3 separate regions of the Homo sapiens genome follow, and all the other regions are linked to region 1. Evidence: chromatin contacts called from ENCODE Hi-C or POLR2A ChIA-PET data. All regions are on one chromosome and are shown on one strand. The core of a region is the stretch at or near the end of the contact, and the rest is flanking DNA. Distances in the headings are between cores, read along the strand shown. Region 1 holds the start of RRM2 (ribonucleotide reductase regulatory subunit M2). Region 2 holds the start of MBOAT2 (membrane bound glycerophospholipid O-acyltransferase 2). Region 3 holds the start of E2F6 (E2F transcription factor 6).

What was found. Hi-C counts contacts between places; a loop is a spot of excess contacts on that map. ChIA-PET counts read pairs that join two places held with the same protein, here RNA polymerase II (POLR2A). Pooled maps may share reads with other maps.
Region 2: a map of CD4-positive, alpha-beta T cell shows a loop between it and region 1 (6-fold over the local background). The contact joins the promoter of MBOAT2 here to the promoter of RRM2 in region 1. A Hi-C loop is called at or near these places in 1 of 168 maps with a recorded cell type or tissue (CD4-positive, alpha-beta T cell) and 6 of 50 pooled maps. POLR2A ChIA-PET finds 5 or more read pairs at or near these places in 1 of 52 experiments (A673).
Region 3: a map of CD8-positive, alpha-beta T cell shows a loop between it and region 1 (9-fold over the local background). The contact joins the promoter of E2F6 here to the promoter of RRM2 in region 1. A Hi-C loop is called at or near these places in 2 of 168 maps with a recorded cell type or tissue (CD8-positive, alpha-beta T cell and naive thymus-derived CD4-positive, alpha-beta T cell) and 6 of 50 pooled maps.

The regions. Positions count from the first base shown.
Region 1 is chr2:10,121,280-10,124,860 of GRCh38, forward strand. It overlaps RRM2 (ribonucleotide reductase regulatory subunit M2), which reads left to right and starts at 1,460. Exons shown (of 10, transcript NM_001034.4): 1 at 1,460-1,618; 2 at 1,704-1,778; 3 at 2,108-2,251; 4 at 2,457-2,573; 5 at 3,438-3,571. The coding sequence starts at 1,520. RefSeq lists enhancers at 1-133, 182-737, 495-564, 585-694 and silencers at 915-1,514, 921-1,421.
Region 2 is chr2:9,001,689-9,004,975 of GRCh38, forward strand. It overlaps MBOAT2 (membrane bound glycerophospholipid O-acyltransferase 2), which reads right to left and starts at 1,996. Exons shown (of 13, transcript NM_138799.4): 1 at 1,852-1,996. The coding sequence starts at 1,926. It overlaps LOC124907728 (a long non-coding RNA gene), which reads left to right and starts at 2,388. Exons shown (of 2, transcript XR_007086199.1): 1 at 2,388-2,440. RefSeq lists an enhancer at 653-1,307 and silencers at 1,072-1,366, 1,910-2,369.
Region 3 is chr2:11,464,042-11,467,853 of GRCh38, forward strand. E2F6 (E2F transcription factor 6) reads right to left here and starts at 2,120. Exons shown (of 7, transcript NM_198256.4): 1 at 1,731-2,120. The coding sequence starts at 1,838. RefSeq lists enhancers at 1,314-1,871, 1,872-2,428, 2,856-2,935.

The sequences.
Region 1 (3,581 bases), core at 210-2,709:
CACCCTCTTTAAAGTATCTTATCTAGAAAAGGCTTTGTGAAAAAAAAAGTCCCGGGTCTCTCTCAATAACAGCCCTGAGCGCAGCTGTTGAAGCTTTCTCAGGTTAATGATTTCTTTCTTGGATCTTAAAGTTTCTTTCTCTTCCTTTATTTTTGGCATTTTGCCCGTTGCAGGGCCTGGCAAATCAGAAAGCCACATAGAAAATTAAATGAAAGCTATTGCTAAGTTCCAGTCTCTACACCAGTGGAGTTTTCAAACTCCTCTTCAGCATATTTGACGCCCAATGAGTAGTACATTAATTCCTAGTCCTAAAATCATTCTGTGAACTTTCTCCCAGGAATTTTTGCTCAGTTTGCAATTAAAACAACTTTTTTTCTTCTCTTTTTAATGGCAGAGGCGGGGTCTCACTATGTTGCCCAGGATGGTCTCCAGCTCCTGGCCTCAAACAATCCTCCTGCCTTGGCCTCCCAAAGTGCTGGGATTACAGGCGTGAGCCACCGCGCCCAGCCACAGTTTGCAATTCTTAAGGCAAGGGTGACAATAGGGGTCAGGGGTCTGACAGGAGACAGGATTTCTGTGGAAAACTGCACCAAGGGCCTTCTCGCCATGTCCCGTAGTTTGAAGGTTTACAAAGGACTGCACATTTTACATGAGTCATCTCAACGAACGCTCTCCTCACCGCATTAACAGTCCACGCGGTTACGAGTCCCATTTTACTCACGGGGACACCGAATCTGTAAGAAGCCTGGTCGCTTGTCCCAGCAAAACGAGCCACGGGGCTCAGCGGCCCTAACTTTTAGGCTGTAGGGTCCTCGCCGACCACCCCGCCAAAATGTCAGGCCTCGGGGCCCTTGCACCCCCACCGCAGGGACACGGATCGAAAGGGTCGCAGCAACGCCTCCCCCGCACCCAGGAGCGTTTTCCAGGCCTTTGCACCAACCTCGTTGGCTAAGCCCCCTGCCCGGCGGCGGCCCGGCTGGGAGGAGGTGCTTTCGGGAGGCGGGGCCGCGGCCCGGGGATCCTCTCGCGCCCGCGGGCTCCAATCGCTGCTCCTCACGCAATCCTAAACGGTTCCCGGGCGAACCGGGGCCCGCGCGCGCCAAGGCCGCCGAGACCCTCAGGGGCTGCGGCCCTGGTCCCGCGGGACCTGTGGGGGCCTGGGCGGCGGCGCCCCCGACCCAGCCAGCGGACGGGCCGGGGGGGGAACCGGGAGGTCCCGGGGGGCGTCCACGGGGGTGTCCCCGGGGGTCTCCGGAAGGCGCCGGCGGAGGCTCCCGCGCTGCGCTTGAAAATCGCGCGCGGCCCCGCGGCCAGCCTGGGTAGGGGCAAGGCGCAGCCAATGGGAAGGGTCGGAGGCATGGCACAGCCAATGGGAAGGGCCGGGGCACCAAAGCCAATGGGAAGGGCCGGGAGCGCGCGGCGCGGGAGATTTAAAGGCTGCTGGAGTGAGGGGTCGCCCGTGCACCCTGTCCCAGCCGTCCTGTCCTGGCTGCTCGCTCTGCTTCGCTGCGCCTCCACTATGCTCTCCCTCCGTGTCCCGCTCGCGCCCATCACGGACCCGCAGCAGCTGCAGCTCTCGCCGCTGAAGGGGCTCAGCTTGGTCGACAAGGAGAACACGGTGAGCCCGCGGGGAGGGCGCTGCGGGCAGGGGAGGGAGGCAGGGAAAGCGAAGCCGCTCCTCACTCACACGCGTCTCCCCGCAGCCGCCGGCCCTGAGCGGGACCCGCGTCCTGGCCAGCAAGACCGCGAGGAGGATCTTCCAGGAGCCCACGGAGCCGGTGAGTGGCGGGCGTGGGGCAGAGGGGCCAGGGACGGCCTTGGGCGTCTTGGCGCCAAAGCCGCATTGTTTCCTCAGCTGTTCACACTCCCGCCCCGGCTCCTTTCCCGCCTAGGCGGCCCCTCCCCAGGGCTGCCTCCCGCGCCCCTCGGCCCATTTCCCGGTTCGGGCGTGCGCTCCTCTGCTGCGACCCACGGAGTGCGACGGGACAGCCACGTTTTCACATCGGGCCCCGTGAAATTGCCGCCAATGGAAAGGACTTGGTCCAGAAAAACGTTAGTTTCATATGGTTCGCCCGGTACTTAAATGTTTTATTTTCTCCCCCAACAGAAAACTAAAGCAGCTGCCCCCGGCGTGGAGGATGAGCCGCTGCTGAGAGAAAACCCCCGCCGCTTTGTCATCTTCCCCATCGAGTACCATGATATCTGGCAGATGTATAAGAAGGCAGAGGCTTCCTTTTGGACCGCCGAGGAGGTAATCGGAGGACCCCAGAAGACCCCTGCAGGGGTGACCGTCACGCCTCAGACATAAATGCACTTGGAGGTTCCCGTTGGCAAGGGGGGCTAACTGTGGGGCATAGTAAGTGGTGCCAGCATACTTAAAGTTTGAGTGCTCAGTGTGAGTCCTGTAGGCTTTACTCTCTTCCTTTTATGCTAAAATTGTGACTTCCGAACCTCAGGTGGACCTCTCCAAGGACATTCAGCACTGGGAATCCCTGAAACCCGAGGAGAGATATTTTATATCCCATGTTCTGGCTTTCTTTGCAGCAAGCGATGGCATAGTAAATGAAAACTTGGTGAGTTTCCAAAACATCTTTCATTCATTTGACGTTGACGATCTGAGGTCGAACTAGTTCGCTTTCCTCGTCTTGTATGTTTTTCCATGCTGAGTGCATCTGTGTGTGTAAGCTGGGTTTTATATTACATGGCATTTCCTGTTTTGTAACACTTTGCAGTTCTTTCTTATGGTATTTTCCCGACTCTAGAGAAGCTGAGACAATATTAAGTGGTAGCAATGTGATGACTCTTTGTGGCCACCACATCTGCCCCCTCTTTTTTTTTTTTTTTTTGAGACAGAGTCTCACTCTGGCCCAGGCTGGAGTGCAGTGGTGTGATCTTGGCTCACTGCAACCTCCGCCTCCTGGGTTCAAGCGATTCCCCAACCTCAGCCTCATGAGTACCTGGGATTACAGACGTGCGCCACCATGCCTAGCTAATATCTGTATTTTTAGTAGAGACAGGGTTTTACCATGTTGGCCAGGCTGGTCTCGAACTGCTGACCTCAGGTGATCCACCCACCTTGGCCTCCCAAAGTGTTGGGATTACAGGCGTGAGCCACCACGCCCGGCTCTGCTCCCTCCTTTTTGTGGCTTTGCTGTTTTAATAATAATTTGGTTGTATCTCTTATTGCGAATGGATCTTTCTTGACATAAATTAATTAGGAAATCGAGCGCTCACAAATCCTATTTTATATGTATCTATTTCCTGATATGTAAGTTGAGCATATGACATAAAATATCAAAGAATTGTGACAAATTGGATGAAATATATATAGAAATAAACCTTATAATGGTACAAAGAGTGCGATGCTGCCAGTATCCGTTGACAGTTGCTGCTGTTGGTTTTTTCTCAAGCTTAACTTTGATGTGTTTTGCCACTAGGTGGAGCGATTTAGCCAAGAAGTTCAGATTACAGAAGCCCGCTGTTTCTATGGCTTCCAAATTGCCATGGAAAACATACATTCTGAAATGTATAGTCTTCTTATTGACACTTACATAAAAGATCCCAAAGAAAGGTGAGTATTC
Region 2 (3,287 bases), core at 746-3,245, 1.1 Mb before region 1:
TCAGTACTGAAAAGAACTTTCTCTGGATGCTTAAATGCGTTCATTAATAGCAAATCACTTTAAAAAGTTATAAGCATTATATAAATGAATAGGTATTATTAGCATAGTCAAGAAAATATTTCAGCATAGCAGGGACGGGTAGGGCTATGGCAGACATGGAGCGGGAGGGAAAGAAAGATGGGGGAGAGAAAAAGGGAACGTGAACATGTGCCCATCTCTCTGAAAGAAATGTAAATATATAAACCTATCTCCCTTGCTCCTCATCAGCAAAGAACTTTTCAACAGACACCCACCCTGCATTTGCTGATATACTGGAAGTAGCCTATTTAAGGCAGGAGTGTGATATGCTAAAAGGTCATACACTGCACACCAGTGTGGAAATGTCAGCAAGAATCCTCCGCGGGGCCGGGAGGATGAAAAACCCTAAATTCTGGTCAATTTATTAATAAAGAGAGAAGAATATTTTCTTCGAATACACGATTAATTTCACTACCATACTTTATTAGCAAGACACCCATTAGAACTCTTGTTCAAGACAGGTGGGGGATAGGTACTTTACTATTAACCAGAAGTTATGACCGCGATGTGGAATTTCAACAGAAGCCACAATTGTTTAACACTCCTTCGACATACTTAAGGCGATTTTATTTAAAACAGTAAAGCACAAAGCAGCTAGTATCCTAATGTCAGGTTTCCAGCTTGCTGCTATGGAAAGCCGTCTGGACAAGAAGGAATCCCGTATTGAAGTGAAATCCCTGAAGACTAAATGACAGCAGCACCTTCAAGTTCAAGACAGTGAACCAGTATCCCGTGTGAAGTCCAAACACTTCCAGGTTAAGTACACTTGAAATAACTGTAAGCAAAATTTCCAAAGTTAACTACCTTTAGCCTGGGGCTAGAGCAATCACCTAACTATACACCCCCGCCCCCCAGCCCCCGCCTCATTAACAACTTCCCTAAATCTCACTGTCACAACAAAATACTTCCAAACTTTCTTTTCTCAGTAAAAATGGCGCTGCTTTTCCCATCACAATGCTGTTTATTTCTCAGTAATCGTTAGGCCCTTTAAACCATCAAACTCGATTGGCCTCATTTAAATACCACCCTTCCCTAGACACTGTCAAGAGCTTTTCTGAGGGCTGGGCAAGGAGGTAAAGTGGCTGCATCAATCTACAAGGTTGCCACTTTGTCAGCAAGAATCCTGGGATTAACTCCGACTTTTCTTCATAACCTGTCTGCCTTCCCACAAACTGTTGCCTCTGTCTCTCTTAAGCCACAATCCAACGCAAACTGTCCCCAAAGTGCAGTAGCGCTTAAGCCTCTCCGGGCCCCTAGCACCCATCGACGCCGTCTCTAAGGCACCCAGCACACCCAGACCCATGCATCAGCCTCTCCGGGGGTCGCTCAGAGGCGCGCGCGGGGCAGGCAGCACCACGCCAGGCTCCCCAAAGCGCAGCCTTCCGCACCCTTTCCACAACCCGGTCCATGCGCACCGGGGGCTGCTCCGGGACCCGACCACCGGATCCGAGCGCCGCTGCCGCGAAGGGCAGGGACCGCATGCACACCCGCACGCCCATACGACCACCCTCCCCGGGGGCTGTCGCCGGCAACAACGCCCGGCCCACCTCCCGCTCGGCCCGGGGATGGCGGGCTGGGGGCGCACCCAGGAGGGAGGGGGCTCTGGGACAATAACCGGCTTGTTGCCCCCTCCCTTCCAGGGAGCGGCGGGTAGGGGGGCACCGGGCGCCCGGCCCCAGCCCCCACCCTCCTCCCGGGCCCCCGGTCGGGTGGCACCGCGGCGGGGAGGGGCGGCGAGGGCGCGACGCCCGGCGCCAGGGCGCCTCGGGGTACCTGGTCGATGGGCAGCTGCACGGCGTTGCTGAGGGGCTGCAGCAGGGTGGAGCCCGTGGTGCTGGTGGTGGCCATGGCCGGGCCTCGGCGCTCCGGCCGCCCGCGCCGCTCGCCCGCTCGCGCTGTGCCGGGCGACGACGAGGATGGGGATGCAGCGGCGCGCCCGCCCCTGGGCCGCCCGCGGTCGGAGCTCTGCGCGGGGAAGGCCGGGGAGGGGCCGGGGGCGGTGCCCGGCTCGCACCTCCCCCTCCGCCGCCACCTCCTCCCGCGCCCGCCGCCCCCGACCGCCCTGCACAGGCGCGGCCCGTCCTGCCGTCGCCCCCGTCGTCCCCGCCCCGGCGCCCCAGCCGCATCCCCCGCCCCCGACTTCCAGCAGCTTCCAGCGGCCCCCTCCCCACCTCGCGCGCTCTCGCTCCAGACAGCTGCGCGACCCAATCGCGGCGCGACGCCCTGACGCCCGCAGCCAATCAGAGAGCGCCGGCCGCGCCACGCCCCTCCCCCGTGCCGAGGACCCGGGCGAGGGCGCCGAGGCGCGGCCCGGGCCGTCGCCGGAGAACGGCTGGCCAGCGTCGTGGGGCGCGCTCCTCGGGTGAGAGCATGGAAGAGCGTCTTTGCCCCTCACTCCTCGGTTTCTCCTCCCTGGAATGTCGCGGCCCCCCACCCCTCTCTGGGAGAGACGGCAGACAACAAAGGGGCCCGGGGTGGCGGCCGGAGGGACGATGTGAGGGACGCCGCCGAGCCAGCGCCAGGGGAAGTTGGGGACGAAGGTGGGGGCTGGGAGGACGACAAACCAAAACAGCGACCTGGCTGAGAAGCCCCTTTGTCTGGGAGAGTGCCGGGTGAAAGCCCAAAGCTGAGAGCAGCCCCGGGGTCTGACGCTTTCGTCACCCTGCAGCCGCACCCGGGCCTTTGGGTGGTGAGAGCTGGGCCTGGGTTCGACGCCCGCGGGCGCAGGGAGACCGGCTCCCCTTTGCTGTGTGAAAGTTTAGTTCTTTGTAGCCAGCCGCCCTCGTTGAAGGCCCCACCTTCTTCCTGAGAAAGTTTCTAAGCATCCCTTCACCCCTTGAGCGCAGGCACCCCCAGACTGTTGAAGTCCGCCAGGTTTACATACCCTGGCGGGTCACGTGTATATATAATCCCCCCAACTTCGTAAAAGTAAGCCATTTGAGTTCCTTTAAAATGCAAACGTCAACTTCTGTTCAGAAGACTTTAAAAGAGGAGAAATGCCACAGCAGTTATGAGGACAAATCAAGACTCAAGGATTTGGCAGTTTAACTTTGGTAGAAATAACTAATGTTTACTGAGAGTTTAACCACAGCTTTAATACTTTTGGTATTTAATCCTCACAATAACCGTGTGAAATAGACACTTTTACACACCCTCCTTCAAGGAAGTTGAGTCACAGAAGAGGTAACTTGCCCAGGGGCACACAGCTG
Region 3 (3,812 bases), core at 870-3,369, 1.3 Mb after region 1:
GCATCAAACGTCAAGGAAGCTCAAGGGAGGGTTTCTAACACGAGTGTTGTAGTCAAAACTACAACAGCTGCTGGAATTGACGAGCTTGTCGGTGACCTTGGTTAGAATGGTCTTACAAGTGTGCTTAGGATAGGGGTCCCCAGCAGTGGGTTGGCTGGTAATAAGAGGCCATCAAGTGGAAACAGTGAGTGTAAATAACCTTTTCAAGAAGTTTAGCTGTGAAAGCACTTTGGGAGGCTGAGGCGGGTGGATCACGAGGTCAGGAGATTGAGACCATCCTGGCTTACACGGTGAAACCCCATCTCTACTAAAAATACAAAAAAAAATTAGCCGTGCGTGGTGGCGGGTGCCTGTAGTCCCAGCTACTCAGGAGGCTGAGGCAGGAAAATGGCGTGAACTCGGGAGGCGGAGCTTGCAGTGAACCGAGATCAGGCCACTGCACTCCAGCCTGGGTGACAGAGCAAGACTTCGTCACCAAAAAAAAAAAAAAAAAAAAAAAGTTTAGCTGTGAAGAGGAAGAGAGACAGTAGATGGGAGGGGATATGGAATCAAGGGAGAGATCTTTTAAGATGGGGATGGATTTAGAATGCGGTTTTAGTAGTCAAGAATTTATCATCTGGAGTTAGACATTTGGAGCTTCAACCCAAGTTTCTACACTTATTATCCAGCCACAGGCAAGCCGGCGTTACATGCATCTCCAAGTCTGTTTTGGCAACCGTGAAACAAGAATAATAATCTTTTAGTATTATAAAACACTGCTGTGAGAAATGAGAAATTAAATGAGGCAATAATCACAAACTATTTGGTAGGGGAACCAGGCATAATGACTTGGGAAAATGTTTAATTACTACTAGTTATAGAAAGAAAGCAGCAGAGAAATTGAAAATACGGGGAGAGGTCGGGCTCGGTGGATCACCTGAGGTCGTCAGGAGTTCGAGACCAGCCTGGCCAACACGGCGAAATCCCGTCTCTACTAAAAATACAAAATTAGCTGGGTGTGGTGGCGCATGCCTGTGATCCCAGCTACATGGGAGGCTGAAGCAGGAGAATCTCTTGAACCTGGGAGGTGGGGGTTGCAGTGAGCTGAGATTGCGCCATTGCACTCCAGCCTGGGGAACAAAAGTAAAACTCAATCTCAAAAAAAAAAAAAAAAAAGAAAAAAAAGAAAGAAAAGAAAAAGAAAATGCATTTGTTGAGGGCCCTGATAACCGCGGGGAATACAGCATCTGGTCCTGAACAAGAGAAGAAATCAGCCTTTGCAGGAAAGGGAGCCAAATTTCCTAACCATTTTCTCTGTCAAACAGGTGGGGAGATAATTTGATGAATGGGAGCTGTGGCGTGGGAAATATAAAGCGTGGACAAGGTTTTAAACGGCTGCAGTAGAGCAGAAGGATGGGAGAGGAGGCAGAAAAACAAATGATAGGTTGCAGAGATACAGCTAGAGTCCATAGAAGGAGATAAACATGGACTCTCTAATGCAAAGTTGAGCAATTTTCTCCAACAGTGCTCTGAAGTTCCGATGTAAAAGCCTAGAAGACTGATACCACGTCTGTGAGCAGATGCTGAAAGCAGAAGGCGGGAGAGCGCAGTTCGCAGCACGTGATGGGCAGCGCCTGGCCCAGGGGGAGCAGACGACCCAGACGACGGCCAGCGGGGTTGGCGGCGGCGCGGGGAGGAGGGGGCCGGATTTGGGAGACCACCGCCCGTCCCCGTCCCGTCCCGGAGCTTACCAGCAGGCCCTCCACGTTGATGGGGTCTCGGCACCGACGGCGAACCGTCTCCTCCGTCGGGTCCAGGAGGAGACTGGGTAACTTCCTCGCCGGCCGCTGCTGACTCATGCTGCCCGGCCGGGCGTCCTGCTCCCCTCGCACCCCACGAGCTCTCCCGCCCTCTCGCGCTCAGCTCGAGCACCGCCCCCCACGCGCCGATTTCCAAGGGCCCAGCACCTAAGGGGTCCGCGGCTTCCTCCGAGGCGCCGCCCGGCTAGGCCGTCCCGCCCGCCAGTAAACGCGGCACGGCCTCACGTGCCCGGGAGCTCCCGACGCAGACGGAAAAAGAGGAGGGAGACCCGCGGATCTCAAGTCGCCCGGCCCGCCATCTTCCCGCATGCGCAGTACACCGCCCCCCTCTGCGCATGCCCGCCGCTGCCGGAGCGCTCCCACGCACCGATCCTCTCCCGGCGGCTGCCGCCCGGGAAACCCGGACCGCGGAATCCACGGAGAGGCTGGCAAAGGAAAAGGAAGAGGTGGAGCCGAATTCCAGAGGAAGGGAACAGGGGTGAGAGAAAAGAGGCAACCGGGAAAACCCAGCGGTCGCCTGGAATTCTCGACGGTGATAACTGAAAGTTCTGAGGTGATAACTGAAAGTTCTGAGCCGCAGAGATGTTCATTTATTCCTTTTTTTTATTTTAATTTTTTTTTTGGTCGCCCAGGCTGGAGTGCAGTGGCGTGGTCAGGGCTCACTGCAGCCTTGAATTCCCGGGCTCAAGCGATCCTCCACCTCAGCCTCCCAAGTAGCTGGGACTACATGCGCGCGCCACTGTGCCTGGCTAATTTTTAATTTTAATTTTAGTAGAGACAGGGTCTCAGTATATTGCCCCGGCTGGTCCTGAACTCTGGGGCTCAAGCCGTCCTCCCACCTTGGCCTCTCAAGTGCTGGGATTATAGGCGTGAGCTACCACACCCAGCCTTCATTTATTCGTGAGCTCTGTTAGCGCATCTTACAGGCAGGTCAGTGTTGATGCTTAGTAAATGTGAGCAACCACACCATTGTGGAATCGTTTTACCTCTGCCTGCCCGCCTGCCTGCCTGCCTGCCTTCCTTCCTTCCTTCCTTCCTTCCTTCCTTCCTCCTTCCTGTTTGACGAATGAGTTATCGTTGACCTATAGTGTCAGATATTGGGGTGGGCACAGGCGATACTTATTCGTTTGAATATGCCACGGGTTCAACCTCCAATTTCAGTGGGGACAGATAAGTAAACAGAGCATGTTAATTTAGCTGGAGCCAGAAGGTGTGTTTTCAAGTCCTGGCTGCCTCTACGTATAAACTAGAAGACCTTATTAAGCCAGTTACTTAATCTGTCTGTGCCTCAGTTTCCTTATTTGGAAAATGCAAATAATGACAATACTTACCTGATAAGGTTGTTGTGAGGATTAAATGGATTAATGGATACAGGTTGCTGTGATTAGAACAGAGGCCAGCACATGTTTGAAATAAAAAGGCAACACACCGTGGTATGTACAGAGTTGGAGGGAAACAACTGGTTAGACTGGGGGTTTCTACACAGCCTGAGGTGGGCGAGGTGAGGCAGGGAAAAATCCCCGAAGAAGCTGGTTCCCCACTAGACTGTGAGGTCAGAGGCCTTCTCTAATCTTTTTTTTTTTTTTTCTGTCACCCAGGCTGGAGGGCAGTGTCACGGTCATAATTCACTGTAGCGTCAAACTCCTGGCCTCAAGTGATCTCCCAGCTAAGACTCCCAAGTAGCTGAGAGTACAGGTGCATGCCACCATGCCTGGCTAATTTTTTTTTATGTTTTATTTTATTTTATTTTTTGAACTCCTTACCTTAAGCAATCCTCCTGCCTCAGCCTCCCAAGGTGCTGGAGTTATAGGCGTGAGACACCCATGCCTGGCTTCTAATCTTTGTATCTCTATCATCTAGCAAAGTGTCTGGCAAATAAAACATGCTCTATTAATGTTTGCTAAATAAACGATGAGAAAAAAAGAGAACGTAGCGGAGGTCTCGAGAAGACTGCATATTGTTGCAGAATGGAGAATTTCCCAGAGCCGTTAGAAATGGCCATTTGAAGGCATT